2 separate regions of the Mus musculus genome follow, and region 1 is linked to region 2. Evidence: chromatin loops called from intact Hi-C (ENCODE). Cell type or tissue: left cerebral cortex. All regions are shown on one strand. Links, peaks and the distances in the headings refer to the core of each region. The heading gives the core; the rest is flanking DNA.

What was found. Peaks named below come from ENCODE experiments on the same cell type or tissue, not always from the same donor. Only the 100,000 strongest peaks of a DNase experiment are listed, where the experiment ranks them.
Region 1: a loop joins it to region 2, with 2.9 times the contacts of the local background. A loop is called at or near these places in 2 of 42 quality-filtered maps.

Annotation. Positions count from the first base shown.
Region 1 is chr14:13,856,072-13,866,857 of GRCm38, reverse strand. It overlaps Gm281, which reads left to right. Exons shown (of 15, transcript XM_011244864.1): 7 at 675-871; 8 at 2,435-2,612; 9 at 4,385-4,547; 10 at 5,840-5,942; 11 at 10,094-10,192. Among named protein-coding and RNA genes, the nearest start is that of Gm281, 53 kb to the left of the region's middle. In left cerebral cortex, for the core only: no CTCF peak of the experiment used is centred there; DNase peaks (open chromatin) are centred at 4,508, 5,234 and 5,501.
Region 2 is chr14:13,799,264-13,810,049 of GRCm38, reverse strand. No RefSeq gene overlaps it. Among named protein-coding and RNA genes, the nearest start is that of Gm281, 110 kb to the left of the region's middle. In left cerebral cortex, for the core only: no CTCF peak of the experiment used is centred there; DNase peaks (open chromatin) are centred at 5,168 and 6,201.

The DNA of each region.
Region 1 (10,786 bases), core at 1,199-9,198, 57 kb before region 2:
CATGTGTCCTTATTACAAGTTGGAGCATCTTCTGGGTATAGCCCAGGAGTGGTATTGCTGGATGCTCAGGTAGTAGTATGTCCAATCAAAAAAATGATTTCTTAAACCTGAAACTAAAGATAATTTTAAAGTATAAAAATATATTGAAATTGCAAGAAAATAAGGTGTTATTCATGCAATGCATCCTTAACCTCTGAGTTGTGGTTTAGCTATTATTTCTCTTAAGGGAGATTCTAGTCAGTGTTGTAATCAGAGTTTACAGAAGCACATTGAGGTCAGCATCTCGGTAAAGTCAGCACTTATGCAGAAGCATTAAGAGCACAGTGATCATGCATACAAGTTCTAGAGCAAAGAGGTTTGTGATCAACCCTCTCTGGACCACCTCGGTATTTACTTCTGGAATTTCTTTAATTTATTGAGCTATCAGTGTTCACATCTATCAAATGGAGATGAACATGGTCCTGACTTTCTAGGGGAGTGTCTTCAGGGGAGAATGAGTAACCCATAATAAGTCTTAGGATTTTATGTAAACCTATCAGTGTGTGGTTGAGACACTTCTGTCATGAATACGGTCTCCATTGTGCCCCTACACCATTCAGTCTTTATACCTTCAGCACCATAAGGATAGAAAACAGAGCTTGTACCATGCCAATAACATTTTCTTTCAAAACAAGCTTGTTCAATATTGAAAACGGGGTCTTGAGAGTTACCTTCACAAATTCAACTCTGCACCGCAAAGTCAACATCACACTGGATGAAGAAATTCCAGTTGGGAAGATGATTGCAATGTGCCAGGCAACTGATGAAGATAACCTGGGAGGTTTAACCTTTGGACTAGATACAGTGGATGATTATTTTGCAGTGGACAAAGGTAGGTTTAAGAAACTGTATATCTGTCTCCCCGACACATGTGGTTTCTAGAGGGGTATGAGGGAGACTTTGGAAATGTCTGATGAGTAATTCTGCAGGGTCAGCATCTTACTTATTCTTCTGCTAATACATGTCTCGTCACAGCTGTTATGGATATTATTACCTCCTCAATTTACATGCCATTTTAACACATTTTCTTAGACCTAACTCAACTCTATTCTACCTCAGGACCAAATGTTTGTGAGGGAGAGCCTGGTTTGACTTAGGAGAGTTGTCTTTCATTCCGTCTGTGGTGAGGCAGTGCAATACCTGCTCAGTGTAGTAAGCTTGGTTCCCACAGCCTGTCTTGGAATCTGACTGCTTCATTACTTTTTTTTTCTTTACAAGTCCCAGGCTGGACATGAAGAAAGTGTCCATTCATGACTTGGTGTACAAATCCTCTAGCAATTTTCCTTGCTATAGACCAATTCCCTATATGATTTATACTGGCTCACAGGGTTCTTCAGTGATGTGAGGCTCTTGCTGCTACAAGTGGGCACTGGCTTGATGATGAGCTTTTATTGGGAGTGTTTTTCCCCTGCCTTTCTTCCCCATGTCACACTGCCCTGGATTGGCTCCCAAACAATCTGCTTATACTCATGTTCTGATTTGTATGGATCTCTTAGATTGGCTGCCTGTTTTATAGTTTGTTGCTCTGCATTTTTACAGAGCCACTAGTGAGTTTTTGATTACTCAAATTGGGCCATATTTCTTCTCTGTTCAAAAAATCCTTTCAATTTGCTGTTTGCACTTGAAGTTCGGCCCAGACATCTTATGTTACCACTGAGAACCTGCTTCTCTGGCCCTTACCTTGTTCTCAACGCTGCTGCCCTCCCTGAGAACCGCCATGTTGCCTTGATTCTTTCTTCGTTCAATTGTTATTCTGAACCAGTACATAGGCTGTCAGCCTTGAGACCCTGCCCTTGTGTTTTCTAAGTGCCTGATCACTAAACATTATTACCTGTAAAAAAAATCACATTATAGAGCTCATTTCCATTATAATTTTTGTTTTTCTACACATATTGAGGTCTGTATCCAAGCTTAGAATATAAATTCGATAAATATGGAGATTTTCTGTCATAATACTGAATCTAGTAGCTACAATGCATACCTGCTACATAGATGTAGTCAATATTTTTTGGATTTAAGTGATTGATGAATAAGAACAACTTAAGTTCTAGCAGCACTTTTATCTGTGGTTCTCTCTGCAGGGAATCATCCCTCATTTACTAATATTTTCTTTTGCTATGTAACCTTCAAGTCATAGAATGAGGATCTCTTCTAGAGAGTCTTCTTTATTCTTTAAGTGAAAATAACCTTGTTTTCCTACCCATTAACATAATATGATGAATAGCACATTTCAGCAAGAAGTAACTTAGCACTGTTCATTCACTTTGAATTCTCCCCGTAAGTCTAGAGAATAGGGCATACTTTTTACTTTTTTTTCTGTAGTATTACATGTAACAAAGTCATTTTTAAAATGAGAGTCTGGACTTACTGAGCAGGATGTGCTGTTTCGTTACAGAGAAGGGGACCGTGGTTACGACTAACCATCTAGATGTGGAGAAAACTGGCTTTGCAAGTGCTCTGTCCTTCTCTATTAAGGCATGTGATGGTGATCAGAGGTGTACAGTGATTCCAGTGGCTACCTACATTCGTGGCATTAATGACAACTCTCCTTTCTGTGATCAGTATCTCATTCGGTGAGCGGACAATAGACAGAAGCAAGAACTCAGATTGGGCAGAGAGAAGGAAGGACTGTTGTATCTATCAGCTCACTATGACATGTGGCTGATCAAGTTTAATCTTGGTTACTCAGAAATGTTCCTCACAAATAGCCTGGTGGTCCTTCTGTGATTGAAAGTTGAGTTTCCAAGATCTGAAAGTGAGATCTGGGGTTTTAATGGTTCTACTTCTGTCATTAACAGAAGCCCTACTGTTTTGCTTTGTAAAATGGCATGTCAGTAGATCTTTTTGAAAATTGGTTGTGAAGAATTAATGGACTAATTTTGGGGACTGTTTCAGCATAGTGCTGAGCAGCTGCTATGACATAATTTCCCTTATTATGAATCTGCAATTATCACCAGAAATCCTTACCACTGAATAGATTTCTGGTTAAAGATTTTGTTCCTGTCTCAGTAAAATATTTGCCTTATAAGAACAAGGATCTGACTTCAGTACCCATGACACAGATTAAAAAAAACAAAAACAAAAACAAAAAACAAAAAAAAAACCCGGTGTGGTAGCAAGCTTTTGGATACTTAGCCCTTGAGGATGGAGTGGAGGAGACAGGCAGGTCACTGGGACCCACTGGCCAGGCAGACAAGCTTACTTAGAAACCAGTGCAGAAAGTCTGTCCCAAACCAAACCAAACCAAACCAAACCAAACCAAACCAAACCAAACCAAACCAAACCCCCACCACCAAACAAAATAGTGGACAGTGTCTTCTAGCTTTTACCTACATGTGTACATGTGTACATGTGCACACTCATGTACCTGTACACCCATGTGCACCTGCACACACAGCACAAACATATAGACTTTGCCCTTGATTTAAAAAAAAAATAACCTGGTTCATGCACCATACATTGTATAACTCTCTAAGTGAGAACATAATAAATATCCATATTTATATCTCTGACAATGGAAGGAAAATGATCTGACAGTGTGGCTAAAGTTTTGATGCAAAATGCAGGGATAGGATTTGATGCTAAGTAAGTGATGAAGAATTCCAAGTTTCAGAATTGTTGGCTTTTGCGGTATGGAGAAGAGGTGTGCACACTTTTTCATGTGATTATTCTGCTCTTCCTTCTCTTCTCCTACACCCTGGTCATCTGCCTGAGAACTCATCTTTGCTGTTTCTCCTATTATCTCTCTCCTTCCTTAAGACCTTCTGTTGCCCCTAACCTCCCTCTCTATTCATGGCCTATACCTACATCACTCCCCCATATAAAAAGCTAGGAGATACACATAAGAGAGAACTTTTTCTTTCTGAGACTGGGCTACCTCACTTAATACAATAATTTCCACATCAATCTATTTTCCATAAATTTACATAATTTTATTTTTACTTCCAACTAAATAAAATTCCACCAGATATATCCACACTTTATTACTCACTCATTAGTGGATGGACATCGAGGCTGCTTTTATTTCCTAGCTATTGTGATAAGATGAGATGTGCACATATCTCTGTGGTAGGATATAGGAATCTTTGCTCAGAGGTAGCTGAGTCACATAGTCATTCTATTTGAAATTTTTTGAGGGGTTTCCATACTTATTTATCTAGTAGCGATATCAGATTACACTACTAGGAAATAGTTTTCTAAATGATGCTCTAAGGAAGACCTGTCTGCTCCAGGATTATCAAGGCCCATACATAGACCTTATCAAAAGTGATGTTTAAGGGGGAATGCATTGCATTATAAGAGAATGCTTATATACATTGATTTTTCTTCTTGAACAATTAAACAGGTACATAGGCAAGGAGGAGATTGCAAAAGACACAGTTGTTGCTAAGCTCTCATGCCATGACCTTGACAAACCTCCTGATACAATTCATTATGCTCCAAGTTCTGGCCCTGTAGGTTCTGGACAACTATTTGAGCAAGTGCCAGATACCAAAAATTTCATTCAGGTAAGTCCCAGTGGCTGTTATTCCAGGGTCTTTCCCAAGAAAATGGAGTCAGGTCATGGCAAATTGGATCGGTGCTAGTAGGTTCCAAAGGAGGAGAAGAGTAGAGGAGAATTCTGGGCTCTTCTGCTGTCATACCAGAAGGCACTTGGAATGCTTTTGTTTCTACCACCAGTTTCTCCTTTTATAATTATCACAAAACAATGAACTTTCTACTTAGCTGGGGAAAGCAGAAGCTAAGAACACATGCTGATTTCCTTAGAGGTCAGTCTGTATGACAGCATGTTTGACAATGCTCTCCTAGCATTGGAAGTCAGTGAAGTCAGCTCCTCTTCAAGAGAGACATACTTTCTACTGGCAGAGTATAAAGACTGCAGGTTCTTTTCTTTCTCTACTCATGATTTTGACGAAATTCCTTTTCCTAAGTCCCAATTTCCATTTCCAGGGCATTTATTTCATTGTGTTATTCTGTGATAGCTTCCATAGCTCCTTACCCCATGCCTCAGTATCACCAACTACCCTCATGTAATTCCTCCTGTTAACCAGAAAATATGGTTGAGAAACCCACAGGTGAACTCTTTCTTTCTCTTGTTCTCACCCCACATTTTTTTTTGACAAAGTCTATAGCTATAAGGCAAGTTCTTACATGACTGTGAAGTTTTGACATTTGGGCACAGAACCAGGTACATACTGTGTCAATACTCATTTTGTAATTTTGTAATACAAACCTGAAGTGTCATTATTTAGGCATGTCTTTCCACACACTGTTCATTCAAAATATTTCAATGATTTGCCTATGGCAACACAATTAGCATGCAATGTAGGTTATGAGCTATATAGTCTTCAATGCTGGAATGATCCATCTAAAATTAAGCTCCTCCAGAAGGGAGTGTGGTGTCCTGTTGCTCCACCCAAATGTTCATTTATATATCTTAGCTGCTGCTGAACTCACACATTCTGAAATGTCATCCTAGGAAATGAAAATGGCCAAAACACTCAGTGTTTTCAGACTGACTTCTTAAAGCATGTACATTAGAAATTTTGGCTCTGAGCCAGTGGATAAAGGCACCTGCTTAGCTATTTATGTTCCATCCCAGGTATCTGCAATGTGAAAAGAACAGACTCCTGAAAGTTCTCCTCTGACTGCCATACACAAATCATAGCCTCTCTCTCTCTCTCTCTCTCTCTCTCTCTCTCTCTCTCTCTCTCTCTCTCTCTCTCTCCTCTTTCTCACACATGTAAAAGAGATTAAAAATTCATTTTTCTGAAATAATGAAATAATGTTGTTCTATAAGGTTACCAAAGATCTGGATTATGAAAACCCAGAGGTGGTTGCAGCAGGGCACATGTATGAAATGATGATTTCAGTATTTGATGACCTACATCCATCTCATACAGGTAATCATTATAAACTGTTCAAGGCTGGTCCGTGTGCTATAAACATTCATCACATTAGGAATGAGATAGACTGATGGTGGAAGTTTCCATCACTGGGAAGACTTTATATCTCTTAGCAGCATCTTAAATAATATATAATTCTTATGTCATGGTCTGGCTAGAGATCTTAGCATTAAAAAATGCAAGAGAGTATGGGTTCTTGTTAAGATTCTTCTGTATATTTGTAAATATATAAATATTTATATTGTATATGATATATAATATATTTCTTTATACTATCAATTGATCATATATATATATTTGATTCTTTATGCTAAATAATACCAAATACATCTGACTTGATATCAGGCAATCTGAAGTGCACACATATAGGTAATTGTTGCCTTAAATATATTTTACTTGAATGATATTGTAAGATGTAATGTTGTTATTAAAGCAAGCAATGAGCTACTTGACAATTTCTACAGTTCCTGAGCCCAAAGAATGTGCCGGGCATGGTTACTGCTTTCTCACATAATGTTGTGTCAAGACTTTTCCACCATTTTGTGCCAGCCTATGATAAATAAGCCTTTGATGCAGTGAGATTCAGTTTGCTAAGACTGCATGATTATAAAATTCTTGGCACTTAGAGATTTAATAGTTGCAATTTTGCTGACTGTGAATTACTATTCTTTTGACATATTTGAATCAGGTGCTAAGGATCCGGAGCAAAATGATTAGGAGTTGGTGTGCTAAGTAATCTCCCTGATTCGTACTTTTGGTAAAATGAAAGTATATACTGAGTTTCCTAAGGGGTTGGTACTTGTTCAACAATTACACATCAGGAGTTTTAGACTATTTTGGAGGGAATTGGGCTACAGAGAACATACTCAGAGTTTTCAGGTTACAAGCACCTCTCCATTACTGGTAAATCAAAAGTCACTGGAGGAACTTTAAGTTTAATCATAGAAAGGTACTGTCTGGTAATAAAGAACCTGGAATAAGGGCACAGTTGGGTTTTGTTCTCTTGTGAGAACTCTGAATCATTGCTGGTGGTTGCCTTGATCATTGGGTTGAGTGGGATTTGAAGCAAATAAGAAAGAGTATATTGTCTTTCATCGATGCAGAAGGGTGGAATAAGTCTGAATTGGAATCAATACACCTAGGATGCTTTCAATCTCTCCTGAATCAATGATGTAAAAATCTTAGTTGAGTTGTTGTGATTGGATATAAAATGATACCCACAGGATTGTGTTTGAATACTTTATCCCCAGATGGTAACACTGTTTTGGGAGGCTGTGGATCTTCGGGAAAGTGCTTGTCACTGGGGTCACTGGCAGTGTGTCATGGGAGTTATATCTTGACCCTACTTTCTGCTGTCTTTCTGTTTCCTGATCTGCTGAGACATGAGCAAGCATCCTCCACTTCCTCCTACCACACATTCTCAACTGTAACCAAGAGTCAAAATCCTTTCTCATTAATTTGCTTCTTTTGAGTATCTTTATTGCAGTGATTAGGAAAGTAGCTAACATGGTGGCTAAGTTAAAATGGTGGTTTGTAGACTTACCCAGCTACCAAGAGAAAATGCTATTTTGGAGGCAGGAATCAAAGCATGACATCTTGCCCAGAAATATTCTTGAATTTTTGAAGCTATTGGTAGAACATCATGAAGAAGTCTATCATATAGGCCAAAGTGACCTTTTAGGATGGATTTTTTTTTTCTTGTAGCTAGATAACTTGCCCATTTCACCAGATTTGAACCTTTCTTGAACAGGGCAGAGAAAAAAAAAAAACAAAAAACAAAAAACATCTTTTTCAGTAAGATATATTCTCTGGTCTTCACTTGTCAACATATTCACAGTAATTGCTCATAAAATATGCTTACAACATTGCACATTTCACTCCTGTTCTATAGGTCCACTTATTCACACAATTTGAAGTCTTTATGGTTGCAATAAAAAAATCATAGTACCGTAGAGTTGTAAAGAGCACAACTATTATTGAAACATATACATTTTTGTTTTTGATTTACTTGATTTATTGAAAGAAATATATGGGTCTAAAGTAAATTATTTGCATTTGTAGAGCAAAATGCTTTAAACATTTTAGGGATCATTTTTACTGTTGAGATTGTGATGAAAACTGTAGAGGCAATCCTTGAAAGTGAATATAGTAGCATATGTTAGAAGCTAAAGCATGCCATTAACTTTCTGAAATAAAGGTCATATAGATCTCAGACTGAATTTTACTATTTGTCGTATGTCACACAGACTTTAGGGGAGGCAATATACCAGAATTCTTTTGAACATGAGTGCTATAGATAGATGCTAGAGGAGAACTTCATGGTCAAACAAGTCTGAGAAGAATGCTTGCCTGGAGATTCAAAATAAACACTAGCATAGCGGAAACCCAAAGAAGTCTTGCCATAAAAGCCTCTTTAATTTTTATTTAATTGAGGACTTCGTATTTGGCACATTCATATCTCAAAGATGTTAGTGGCCATTATAGCTTGTTCTGGCATCTACTCCTTTGTAATATTAGAATTTTCACTTTTGTAATATTAGACCATGAACAGTTCTGTTCATCTCATTCTTTTTCTTTTTCTTTTTTCTCATTTTTTAAAATATTTATTTATTTATTTATTTATTTATTTATTTATTTATTTATTTATTATATGCGTGTATTGTAGCTGTCTTCAGACACTCCAGAAGAGGGCATCAGATTTTTGTTATGGATGGCTGTGAGCCACCATGTGGTTGCTGGGATTTGAACTCAGGACCTTTGGAAGAGCAGTCGGCGCTCTTAACTGCTGAATCATCTCACCAGCCCCTCAGTCTTTTTCTTGTGAAACTGTGGCAGTTATACCAATGTTCCTGTTTTTGTCTTGCATACTATATTCTAATTTTACTCTAAAATATTTTCCTACTTTCAAGTTGCTTCATTTTATGTTTTAATATCAAAATATTTCTTTTCAACATCTCTCTAATAGGCTACCTTAGCTTGTTACCCAAAGCACAGAGTTCCTTCTTTTACTGGCAGTGCACAAAAATTGTAACAAATCTTTAATTTATTTTTACTACACTTAATGATATAATTGTATGTGTGTGTGCAGAGGGGTAGGACATGCCATAGTGTGCATGTGGAGGTTAGAAAACAACTTGCTGGTGTACAGTCTCTCCTTCCACCATGTGAGTCTTGAGATTGAATTTAAGTCTTCAGGCTTCGGATCATGCATCTTTCTTACTGAGCAACCTGGCTGGCCAGAGATACCTCCTTCTGTGGTAACCTAGTATCCTTTGAAAAAATTTTTGATCATAATTTTCTTTGTCTTATATTTATACTATTTATACTATTGTGTAGGAGATGGACAGTGGCTTGATTGATTGATTGATTGATTGATTGATGAGAAAACTGAGTTTCCTAGAAGTGGATGATGGCTTAAAGACACAGAATTTATGTTAATTCTGAACATTAAACATGGGATTTCTGAGACAAGCTTTAAAAGCATAATGTAGGACATCACAGACTGATTGGAGTGTCACCTCAGCTAACTAATGGAAGAATTGTTCCAAAGAAATTTGTAATAAACTCTCTTGTAGAAAATATGCTACAATATTATGCATAAATATATTATTATACATGTATATGTGTTAATAAAATAAAATATAAAACATAATACCGTAGACATTTTTGCTAAACTGTTTTGGCTAGCCAAGGAATTCATTTGGATATTGTCTTATGTTCCTTGTTGCTGTCACAGATATTTGATAAGAAGTAACAGGAGGGATGATTGGCTCATGGTTTGAAAAGATATAGAACACTAGGAGATAGTAAGGGTGGCAGTAAGAATTGAATGAAGCAAATTACATTGCATCCTCAACCACATAGCAGAGACTAAACAGGAAGAGGAGCCCTGTTATAAAACCTCAACCCCCCTTCCCTTTTGTCCAAGGACAATCCTCTTTCTAAGGATCCTACAGCCTTCTCTAATGGCACCATCACTTAGGAACCAAGTGTTTTAATACATGAGTGTGGAAACACCAATCATTTGGAGGTAGAAAGACTCCTGCTGTAGTTTCATAATTCTTCTCTAATTCTGATACTGGGGACATGTTTCAATAGTTTGTAGAGTAAATTGACAAAAGGTATTAATTTGTTGTTCAATTTTACAGTGACGGTGACAATCCTTGTGGAGATTGCCCCTGAGAATGATTTCAGCCCCAAATTTCAAGCCTTGCACTATGTATTTTCAGTTCCAGAAACATCAGAAGGTAAAAATATTCTAAGGTATTTAACATTAAAGCATACACAAGGAAACACATACCAGATGTCTGCCGAGGAGCTGATGGAAAAGGAACATGAGCATTTATAGAACATAAGCAGGTATAGGAGTGTGGTTGGACATAACACCTTCAGAGGAGTTTCTCTTTACTGGCAATGCTCTTGAACATCATGCTCATGAACTCCCAAAGGCTAATTTGATATTTGATGTCAGTTTTAGGATTTGCTTTTGTTGTGGACAAATGCACATTACTGACTTTACTTCATTTCTTATCCTTTGTCTCCAAACTATGACTAAGTGTCAAGAAATAGGAATAGTGTGGTTATTATCCATATAATCCAAATATCATGCCCAACTAGGGTAAAGGTTTTAAGTCTAAGGTTCTATCTCTGTTTTTAATTAGATATGTGTTAGGACATAGTGGTTAACCTCATTTTATTTGGAAGACACAACAATGGTAATAGTTGTAGTTCTGTCATCTAAGATGGAAAAATATCCCTTCCTCAGAATCTCTGGATAGTAAGTCCTCCAGGCTTGACCTGAATACTTCAAGTTACAGGACTGACTGTGACCTGAGATCAAG
Region 2 (10,786 bases), core at 1,615-9,614:
GACTTTGACTCCTCCAGCTCCTACAATCCTTCTTCATCCTCTTCGGCAGGATTTCCCAAGCTCTGCCTAATGTTTGGCTGTGGGTCTGCATCTGTTCCCATCCATTGCTGGATGAAGCCTCTCTGATGATTATACTAGGCTCCTCTCTATGAGTATAGCAGAACATCATTGGAATCATTTCATTGTGTTTGTTTGTTTGTTTGTTTTTTTTTCCGTAGAGTTTGGTTGTATCTTCAGTCTCTGAGCTCTCCAGCCTCTGGGTCCTGGCATCAGGGATTGGCTCCCTCTCATGAGATGGCTCTCAAGTTGGACCAGTCATTGGTTGGACACTCCTACAATTTCTGTTTGTTTACTCCAGCTCATCTTACAGGCAGAGCAAATTGTAGGTCAAGGATTTTGTGGCTGAATTGGTATCCCAATCCCTCTGCTGGATGCCTGGCTACAGAAGATGTAGTAATGGCTCTACTTCAGCCATTACTAGGAGTCTTAGCTAGACTCACCCTTGTAGATTCCCGTGAGTTTCTATTGCACTAGGTTTCTACCTTGACCCTAAAATGTCCTACAAGTCCAGTTATCTTTCCCAGAACTCTCATCCTTCATCCCTGCCCTGATCCCTCCTGTTCCCATTCCCACTTGCCTCGAGTCCATAAGTGATATGTAGTATATTTCGTTTTCCCCAGGAGATTCATATGTCTCTCTTGAGACCTCCTTGCTACTTAGCATCTCTGGGTCTGTGAATTGTAGCCTGGTTATTCTTTACTTTACAGCTAATATCCACTTATAAGTCAGTATATATTATGTTTGTCTTTCTGGGTCTGGGTTACTTCATTCAGGATGATTTTTTTCATAGTCCCATTCACTTGCCTGCAAATTTCATTATGTCACTGTTTTTTAATAGTTGTGAAATTGTACCACATAATCTTATATGTACCACATATTTATTGGTGGTGGGATATCTAGGTTGTTTCCAGTTTCTGGATATTAAGAATAAAGCTCCTATGAATATAGTTGAGCAAGTGTCCCTGTTGTATAGTGGGGTATCTTTGGGGTATATGCCCAGGTGTGGGTATTAAGGTAGATCAATTCCCAACTTTCTGAGGAAATAACATATTGAATCCCAAAGTGGCTGTACAAATTTTCACTTCCACCAGTAGTGGAGGAGTGTTCCAATTTCTCCACATCCTCACCAGCATAAACAGTCACTTGTGTTTTTGTTCGTGGCCATTATGACACGTGTTAGACGAAATCCACGATTTACATCTCGCAGTGGCTAAGAATGTTGAACACTTCTTTAAGTACTTCATTTGAGACTCCTTTGTTGAGAATTCTGGGTTTAGATTGGGAACCCCATTTTAAAATTGGATTATATAGTTTGTTGGTATTTAACTTCTTAAATTTTTTACATATTTTGGAAATTAACCCTCTGTCAGATGTAGGGTTGATGAAGATCTTGTACATTTTGTAGGCTGCCATTTTGTCCTATTGATGCTGTCCTTTGCTTTACAGAATCGTTTCAGTTTTTTGAGATCCCATTTTTTAAGTGTTAGTCTTACTTCCTGAGCAATTGGTGTTCTGTTCAAGGCTCAATGTGTTCAAGATTATTCCTCTCTTTTTTATTGATTGATTGATTATTAGATATTTTCTTTATATACATTTCAAATGCTATCCCGAAAGTTCCGTATACCCTCCCTCTGCCCTGCTCACCTACCCATCCACACCCTGGTATCTTGGTACTGGGGCATATAAAATTTGAAATACCAAGGGGCCTCTCTTCCCAGTGATGGCCAACTAGGCCATCTTCTGCTACATATGCAGCTAAGAGATACAAGCTCTGGGGATACTGGTTAGTTCATATTGTTGTTCCACTTATAGGGTTGCAGACACCTTCAGCTCCTTGGGTGCTTTCTCTAGCTTCTCCATTGGGGGCCCTGTGTTCCATCTTATAGATGACTGTGAGCATCCACTTCTGTATTTGCCAGGCAAAGGCATAGCCTCGTACGAGACAGCTATAACAGGGTCCCTTCAGCAAAATCTTTCTGGCATATGCAATAGTGTCTGGGTTTGGTGGCTGATTATGGGATGGATCCCTGGGTGGGGTAGTCTCTGGATAGTCCATCCTTTCGTCTTAGCTCCAAACTTTTTCTCTGTAACTCCTTTCATGGGTATTTGGTTCCCTATTCTAAGGAGGAATGAAGTATCTACCCATTGGTCTTCCCTCTTCTTGATTTTCTTGTGTTTTGCAAATTGTATCTTGGGTATTCTATGTTTCTGGGTTCATATCCACTTATCAGTGAGTGTATATCTAATGACTTCTTTTGTGATTGGGTTACCTCACTAAGGATGATATCATCCAGATACATCCATTTGACCAAGAATTTCATAAATCCATTGTTTTTAATAGCTGAGTAGTACTCCATTGTGTAAATGTACCACATTTTCTGTATCCATTCTTCTGTTGAGGGGCATCTGGGTTCTTTCCAGCTTCTGGATATTATAAATAAGGCTGCTATGAACATAGTGGAGCATGTGTTCTTATTACCAGTTGCAACTTCTTCTGGGTATATGCCCAGGAGAGGTATTGCTGGATCTTCCGGTAGTATTATGTCCAATTTTCTGAGGAACCTCCAGACTGACTTCTAGAGTGGTTGTACAAGCTTGCAATCCCACCAACAATGGAGGAGTTTTTCTCTTTCTCCACATCCTCGCCAGCATCTGCTGTCACCTGAATTTTTGATCTTAGCCATTCTGACTGGTGTGAGGTGGAATCTCAGGATTGTGTTGATTTGCATTTCTCTGATGATTAACGATGTTGAACATTTTTTCAGGTGCTTCTCATCCATTCGTTATTCCTCAGGTGAGAATTCTTTGTTTATCTCTGATCGCCATTTTTTAATGGGGTTATTTGTACGTCTGGAGTCCAGCTTCTTGAGCTCTTTGTATATATTTGATATTAGTCCCCTATCAGATTTAGGATTGGTAAAAATCCTTTCCCAATCTTTTGGTGGCCTTTTTGTCTTATTGACAGTGTCTTTTGTCTTACAGAAACTTTGTAATTTTATGAGGTCCCATTTGTCAATTTTTGATTTTACTGTGTAAGCCATTACTTTTCTGCTGGGGGCTCTTTTTTGGTTGTAAGACTTTTAGTGACTGCTTCTATTTCTTTAGGGGATATAAGTCTATTTATATAGTTTACCTGATATTATTTTAAGTGGTATCTATTAATAAAATTGTCCATTTCTGTTAGATTTTCTAATTTTGTCCAGTACAGTTTTTCAAAGTAATGGTTTTGACCTAATGATTCTTTGTATTTCCTCCATGTCTGTTATATGTTTCCCCTTTTGTTTTTGTAATTTGAATATTCTCTCTCAGCCTTTTAGTTAGATTGGATATGAATTTATCCTTATTGATTTTCTCAACCAACATTCAGTTTATTGATTTGTTGTATTGTTTTTGTTGTTCCTAGTTTATTGATTTCAGCCCTCAGTTTATTACCTGTTGTCTGTGGTCTACTCCTCTTTCTTGTTGTCCACTGCTGTATATGCCATGCTAGCTAGCCTGGTGTGTTTAAAGGTACTCTTGTCTCTGCCTCTTATCTTACTGTAGGAATGTTGGGACTATGTCATGCTACCATGACTAATTTTATGTGGGTTCTGGGGATTTGAACTCAAGTCCTCCCACTTCTGCAGCTGGTGTTTTACCCACTGAGCCAACTTCCTGGAGTCAGTGGTTTTGAGAGATGCTGCTGCTCTAAGTTCCTGTCTACAGATCAGTCCATTCCAGCCAGCACTCCTTCCTTACATTCTCTGAAACTGGGATGCAAATAAACTTCCATCAGGTATTTTTGTCAGAGTTATGAGAAAAGCAATGGCTTGGATGCTCTTTTTGGTTGTAAGACCCAATTAGTTTTCAGCTCTCTCCATGATACTGTAATTATAGTCTTGACTTATTGGCATGTGTTTCTATGGTAGAATTGACAAATGCCTGGCAAAGATGCTCTGCACCTGCTTCATAGCAGACATTACTAATGGATCCCTGCGCGCCTTTTCACTGGGAATGGAAGTACCCGTGGTACTCATGGAGATGTATAATATAGAATGCTTTCAAGGAGTGTTGGGAGCTGAGAGTCCAGCTATTAACACATGGACGTCAACTTTAGTATGGGGCATTGGGCTATACACGACAGTCTGGTCTCCTGTCGAGCTGAGGTCTGAACCCTGGGAACCAGTGTTGATAATTCATCTACATGGGACAGGAGGAGTTCTCTCGTGTCTCCTGGGACTCTGGCTCCTGTTATCGCTTCCACTGCCCCCACAGGAGAAGCATGGCTAGTAGTCATGTAGGCAATGTTCCAAGCTTCTGACCTTCAGGTTATACTCCTCCCCAGTTACCTAGCAACAGTAAAGATAACACCACACCATAAAAAGGGCTGTTTGGCCCCTCCTCACTCTCTTGTTCTCTTGCTCTTATTCCCCTTACACTCTTCTTACTTTCTCCTCTTCTCTCCTCTCTTCTCTCTCCTCCTCTCTTCCTCTCTCTCCCTCTTATTCTCTAGCCTTTCTTCTCTCTCCCTCTCTCTTTTCCCACTTCTCTCCTCTTGGCCATGGCTGGTCTCTCTCTCCCTTTTCACCTTTTCTCTTTCCCCTTGCCTTTCTTCAATAAAGCTCTAAAACCAAAGACTGTCTCTGCTCATCAAGGCCCGCTGCACTTACTCTTGCCTATGTGGGAACCTCTCTCCCTCAGCCCTCTCTCCTATAACCCCGGGGCTACTGGGTGTCATCTCAGGGGCCCCCAGTCAGGGGCTGCCCCTTGTCCACCCCAGTTGAGTGGGGTCAGTGGCTTAGATGCCCACCCGGGGCCAAGTGGAAAGCATCTGGCAGCCCTCCTGCGTCTGCTTGCCCAGAGCATAGGAGGAACTCTGTCTGGATGTGGTCTATCCTCCCTCCTCCTTCCTTCCCCAGCCCCCTTTTAGTTCCCACACTTCAGCTGCACTGGAGTCTCCAACTGAATCTCATCCCTTGCTGTGTCCACTTCCCACTCTGGGTAGCAAAGCTCATTGTGCATTGAGCTTGATTGGAGGGAGGGAAGCTTAGTAGGACCTAGGTGGGTGGATGCAAATCAGGATCTCAGTGGGTGATGAGTCCTCGGGCAGTGAACACATCTGGGAACAGCTTTGAAGATCTTGTTCATTTACTCAATGAGTGGGTGTGGAAAGGGATATTTATGTCCCTGGTGAGGTGAGCAGGATCTCTGAGACAAGGTTTGTATGACTGTATACCATTGGCCAGTGTAGGAATGTTGGAAAATGCTTCATGTACATACTCAGGGGCTGTAGGTTCAGGGGGAGAAAAATCTTATAAGGTCAAACAATTAGTGAAACCTGATAACTGTCAGAGTGGTAAATTCTTATTAGGGTTGAGGGCAGCTGTCTTTCTGGCACCAGGTTTAGATGGAGGAGGTAGCCAACTCCTGATATCCTCATGTTTGAGGTACCTGGGTTTGAAGCTCCCTTGACCTTTCCTCTGTAACTCTGGGCCATTACAGTCCCACAATGCCTTCTCTGGCCCAGTCCTCCTCAGGAGAGTCTGAGCCAGAGTGATAGCTAAGAGAGGGCACTTGTAAGGACACAGATTCTCTAGGCCACTCTGAGCCAGCTCTTTAGGGAAACATTGACTCCAGCACTCTCCAGGTTGGTGGAGGCTATACCAGATTTGCACTGTCTAGTTCTAGCTCTCCCCCTTCTATTTGGAGGTGGTGATAATAAACACCTCATACCTCAACCCCCAGCTCCAGGTGCTTTCAGAAAGCCCAAACTAGAAGTCAGTGCTTACAGACTGGAGCTGGCTCATAGAATTAGCTTCCTTTCCATGCCATCCAAGTATGGATTCTAGTATTGCATGGTATAATCAAAAAGAGGAGAACATTTAAAGACTGTTTAGGCCTGCTGGTTGTGGACGATACAGCCATGTGTCAGTTTGCTATAACAATGACAAAATTAAAACAAAACAAACAAAACAAAACAGCATCTTCAAAGCTTCTAAAGGATTTCCACCATTATCACACACACAGGGTTTCTAAACCTTGGTGCTAAACATTGGGCAGACTTGCTTTGTTCTATGAATCATCAGACAGTTACCAGTATTCCTAGGATCTACCTACTACATGCCAACTATACTCTATGTCTTTCCACCTTGCCAGATGTCTCTCAAAGAGGAAATATATCTACCCATTTGAGAACCACAGCATTAAGTGTTCTGCCTGGGGTGGTAATTTCTAGGAAAAGAAAACCAAACTCTCAGAATGTTTTGAAATATTCCTTTTTTCATAAGCTAAAATCACAGTCAGAGATCTTTTCTTGGAAAAGAGAACATTAGCTCCTTGAATTAATTATCAAACAGATAGAAAGTTTGATTTTGCTTTGAGCACATCTCCCAATTAAGAGGTCAAATTTCTAAGGAGGCTGCTGGCAGGTGTCTGAAATCTCATGGCCTGCTTTTTGCCTCTGATTGGGTCCTTAGGAAGGGCATCTAACTCCCACACAATCTGCAGGATGGTGGTGGCTTCTGCTTTTACAACTAGAAAAGCTACATTTCTCATTCTGTTGAGAGAACTGGGAGCTGGTTTTCTGTGTTCAGGACTAATTTGAAATTGAAGGAGTCCTTCACGTGCACGCTAAAGAATCAGTGAGTTTCTCAGGAACTTTCAAATACATTAGCATTTACAGTGTTTTGGAATCTTTAGAATCAGATGAATTAATGCAAGTGCTTGCTAGTCTGGTCACTCAAAGTTTTCTCTTGACATCTTGTTTTATTTACTTTTAATTTTATTGCATTTATTAATTTGTGTGTGGTGTGTATGTGTGTAGGTCAGAGGACAACTTTTGGGAGTTCTCTCTTTCCAACTCATAGATTCCAGGAATCACATGTAAGTGTATAACTTAAAAGCAAGTGCTTTTATCCACTAAGCTATCTCTCTGGCCTTTTTGAGTAAGTTTTCATATAATACATATCCACTGAAGAACAGATGGCTGGTTGTGGCAATGCATGCTGATAATCCCAGTACTTGGGTTACTTAGATACTTGCCACTCTGGTAATCCCAGAGGCAAGAGGTTTCTAGTTAAAGGCCATTCTAGCCTATATGAAACCCTGTCCTAAGAAAAAAAAAATCAAGGGCTGGGGCTGATCTGTAGCCCCAGTTACAGTTACTCAGTTGGAAGAGTGCTGTCTAGAACACATGAAACCCTGGGTATCACAAGATGAAGGGATAGAACTGATTCCACAAGTTTCCTCTGACATTCACATGTGTGTGTGCACATGCAGGCATGCACAAGAAATGGGTGCACACATACACACTGTAAATAATTTTAAAAGTCAGGACCTGAGGGTGCGGTTCAATGATGGCTCATTTGTATAGCTTGCGGAAGGCACGAGGTTTGACCACTAGCCCCCAATAAGAAATAAAAATAAAGCCTGGGCAGTAGTGGCACATGCGTTTAATCCCAGCACTTGGGAGGCAGAGGCAGGTGGATTTCTGAGTTCAAGGCCAGCCTGGTCTACAGAGTGAGTTCCAGGACAGCCAGGGCACAGAGAAACCCTGTCTTGAAAACCCAAAAACCAACCAACCAACCAACCAACCAACCAAACAAACAAACCAAGAAATAAAAATAAAAAGGAAATAATAACAAAAAGAAAATCTATAAATCAACTAGAACTAGAGAAATTAAAAATTATTTGTATTATTCCCACTTAATGCTAAATATATAGTCAATATTTTGAAAAGTAACATTTTTGCAGTTATGTTCTGTATGCTAAAATTATTATTTGTGATTTAAATTGGATCATATTGAGATAGCTTTCAATTCTGCTTTATTTGGCTCTCTGTGAAAATTAGAATTAGCAATATTCTTGAGATTCTCTCTCTTCTTCCATCCCTCCCTCTCATCTCTGACTAACTTAACTCTGATATCTGAAAGAGATGTCTCAGAAAGTATGAATTATTGTTGAAATTCTTGGCTGGCAGCCCTGTCATCTCCCTCATGTTGGGGATTGAAGGTTAGCTAAAACGATCTTTGCAGATTCTCCTGGAAAAATTGAAGGTGGCCCTGGGAGAAAATCTCTCCTGATCATATAATAGCTACAGTAGACCTTAGATCCTTGAAATAGCATCTACAGATGTTGGCTTCTGGCCTGTGAATGCTGCTTACATCGTTTCAATCAATCTACAGGATTTACAAGGTAATAGAAAATGTTTCCCATAAAAATCAAACTTTTATTTTTATCTGCAGAGGTAAGTTTTTAATAAAAATTATTTGGGTTGATCTTTGAAAGAATGTTTTTCTTTAGAGCAGCAGATTGACCAGCAGGAGTCTTATAAGGTAGTTTTGAATGGTTATAGGACAATAATACCCCATTTGTATGCTGGCAGTTGGTAACAAGAAGTGATCTATTCAAGTAACCTTGAATCAGTTGTTTCTTTTCTCTATACTTTCATATTTTTCCTTAATACAAATACTGTTTTATTTATTTATTTATAAAAAAATTGCCTGGTGTAGCCCAAGATGGTCTTGAACTTGTGATATTTGTGCCTGAGCCTCATGCATGTGACAATTACAGGTAGGCACTACTATACTTGGGTCATATACTGTTTTAAAGAAATTCCAAACAAGTAAGATAAATTTCGAATTTGGAACATAGCAAAGTTGTAGGATTCAAGCCATGTTCTTTGTGCGTAAAGTACTCAGTGTTGCTTGTCTGCATTGCATGCTGTCTAGTTTGCTTTGCTGGGTTTTGGTCAACTTGACACAGATAGAGTCATCTGGGAGGAAGGAACATCAATTAAGAAAATGTCAGCATCAGATTGACGTATAGGTAACTCCATTGGGGTATTTCCTTTGTTAATAAGGGCTATAGGAGGGGTAAGCACACTGTAGGCAATGCTATCCCTGGGAATGTGGTTCTGGGTTATATAAGAAAGGTAGCTGAGCACACTTTGGAGAGCAAGCTAGTAAGCAGCATTCCTCCATGGCCTCTGTTTTGGTTCTTACCTTGAGTCTCTATTCTAACTTCCCTTTATGGTGGACTGTAAGCTGTAAGCTGGAATAACCTTTCCCCCACCTAAGTTGCTTTTGGTAATCATGTTTTAGCAATAGAAAGCAATTGGTGGGGTTGGAAAGCAATACTCATTTATGTAACTGGCCTTCATTCAGTGAGTCAATTTCCATGTCTTACATCATAATGCTTATGAATAAGTCTAAGTACTCCCTTCCACCATCCCTCTTGTTAACTGTGCTCATCCTTTACAGTCAAAAATCCTGACATACCACTCACAGACCCTAAACATTCATCCTTAGTCCTTTTTCTTTCTCTTTTCTAACATTGACTAAGGAAGATTCTCATTTAAAGCAAAGTGGAGGAAATTTGAGGTTGTAATGAAACATATATTCATCTCCAGAGTAACTAATAAAGAGAGCTGTAATTTTGGTACCAGTCCCAATCCTGATCCTCTACCAGAAAATGAAGCAACTTTGTGTGGCTTATTGCAAAGCACATATATTATGAAGACATTGTTCTTTGCACACATTAACTGGGTGTCTATTCTAGAGACCTGCAGACTTTTCCTGTCATGGACAAAGTAGTAGACACAAAGCTTAACTGTCATCTTTATAGCACTTCAATAGCTTTGTCAGTACAGGTTGGAGGAGGACATAGGAGGTGCATAAACCAGGGCCAGTGACTGTATTTTAAAGCTGTACTCATGGATACTGGCAAATGAACTTCATCATGGAATAGCATTACTCTTTTTCTTAACAACTTCAAAATAGAAACACCATATGTAGCTCGTGGGTCAAATCCAGTGCACTAGATAGTTGTCAGCTCTTAGTTTAGGCTATACCAAGCACTATTAACAAATGGGCCTGGCAGTTACTCTCGAGTTTTTATGAAGTTCTTTAGGTTATGTAGACTGGAGTATGCACATACACACACACACACACACACACACACACAACACACACACACACACACACGTCTATACTCAAAACAAGGGGAAATGTTGAGTTTGAGCCTTCTTTTTGCTATAGAAACAATATGACAAATAGGAAACTAACACTGTTGAGTGTCTGAGATGATGGTGACAAGGAAGATATGCAAGAACAAACCTATTTGAATTTAGAGCTTTTCAATATACAAAGAACTTCCATGAATAGTTCATTAGGAAAATGAAGTCACTTAAAAAGTAACACAGCTACAAGAGTAAATCTGTACTTGAAGTTTCATTATATTCTCTATCTCCCAATGACAAGGTGTTATAGGAGAATGACCTACACTATGTTTAAGAATTTGATTGTGTGTTCGTTCCAGTTGCCACCCCCCACCCCCCCACCCCCGCACAATCTTGGGCACAAACTCAGTGGGCCCTAGCACGCCCAGGATCTTGGGATCACTGGGTGAGTGGAACACAACATCTGTTCCAAAAAATCCCAGAGGGTGTTGTGCCATCAGGAGCAGGGACAAAGGAAAGCTGCCAACCAGTGGCTGGGTTTCTTTTTCCTTGGTGCCAGCCCTGCGCCATCTTGGGCACAATCTCGGCGGAGGGTCCAAAGATACTCAGAGGACTCTCCATGCTGCAGGCTCCCTACCATATCCAAGATCTTGAGATCACTAGTGAGTGGAATGCAACATCTGTTCCAAAAAATCCTGAAGGATCTTGTGCAAGCAGGAACAGGGACAAGGGAAACCCACCCAATCAGAGGTTGGGGTTTGTTCTGGTTGGTGCCAGTCACATGCCATC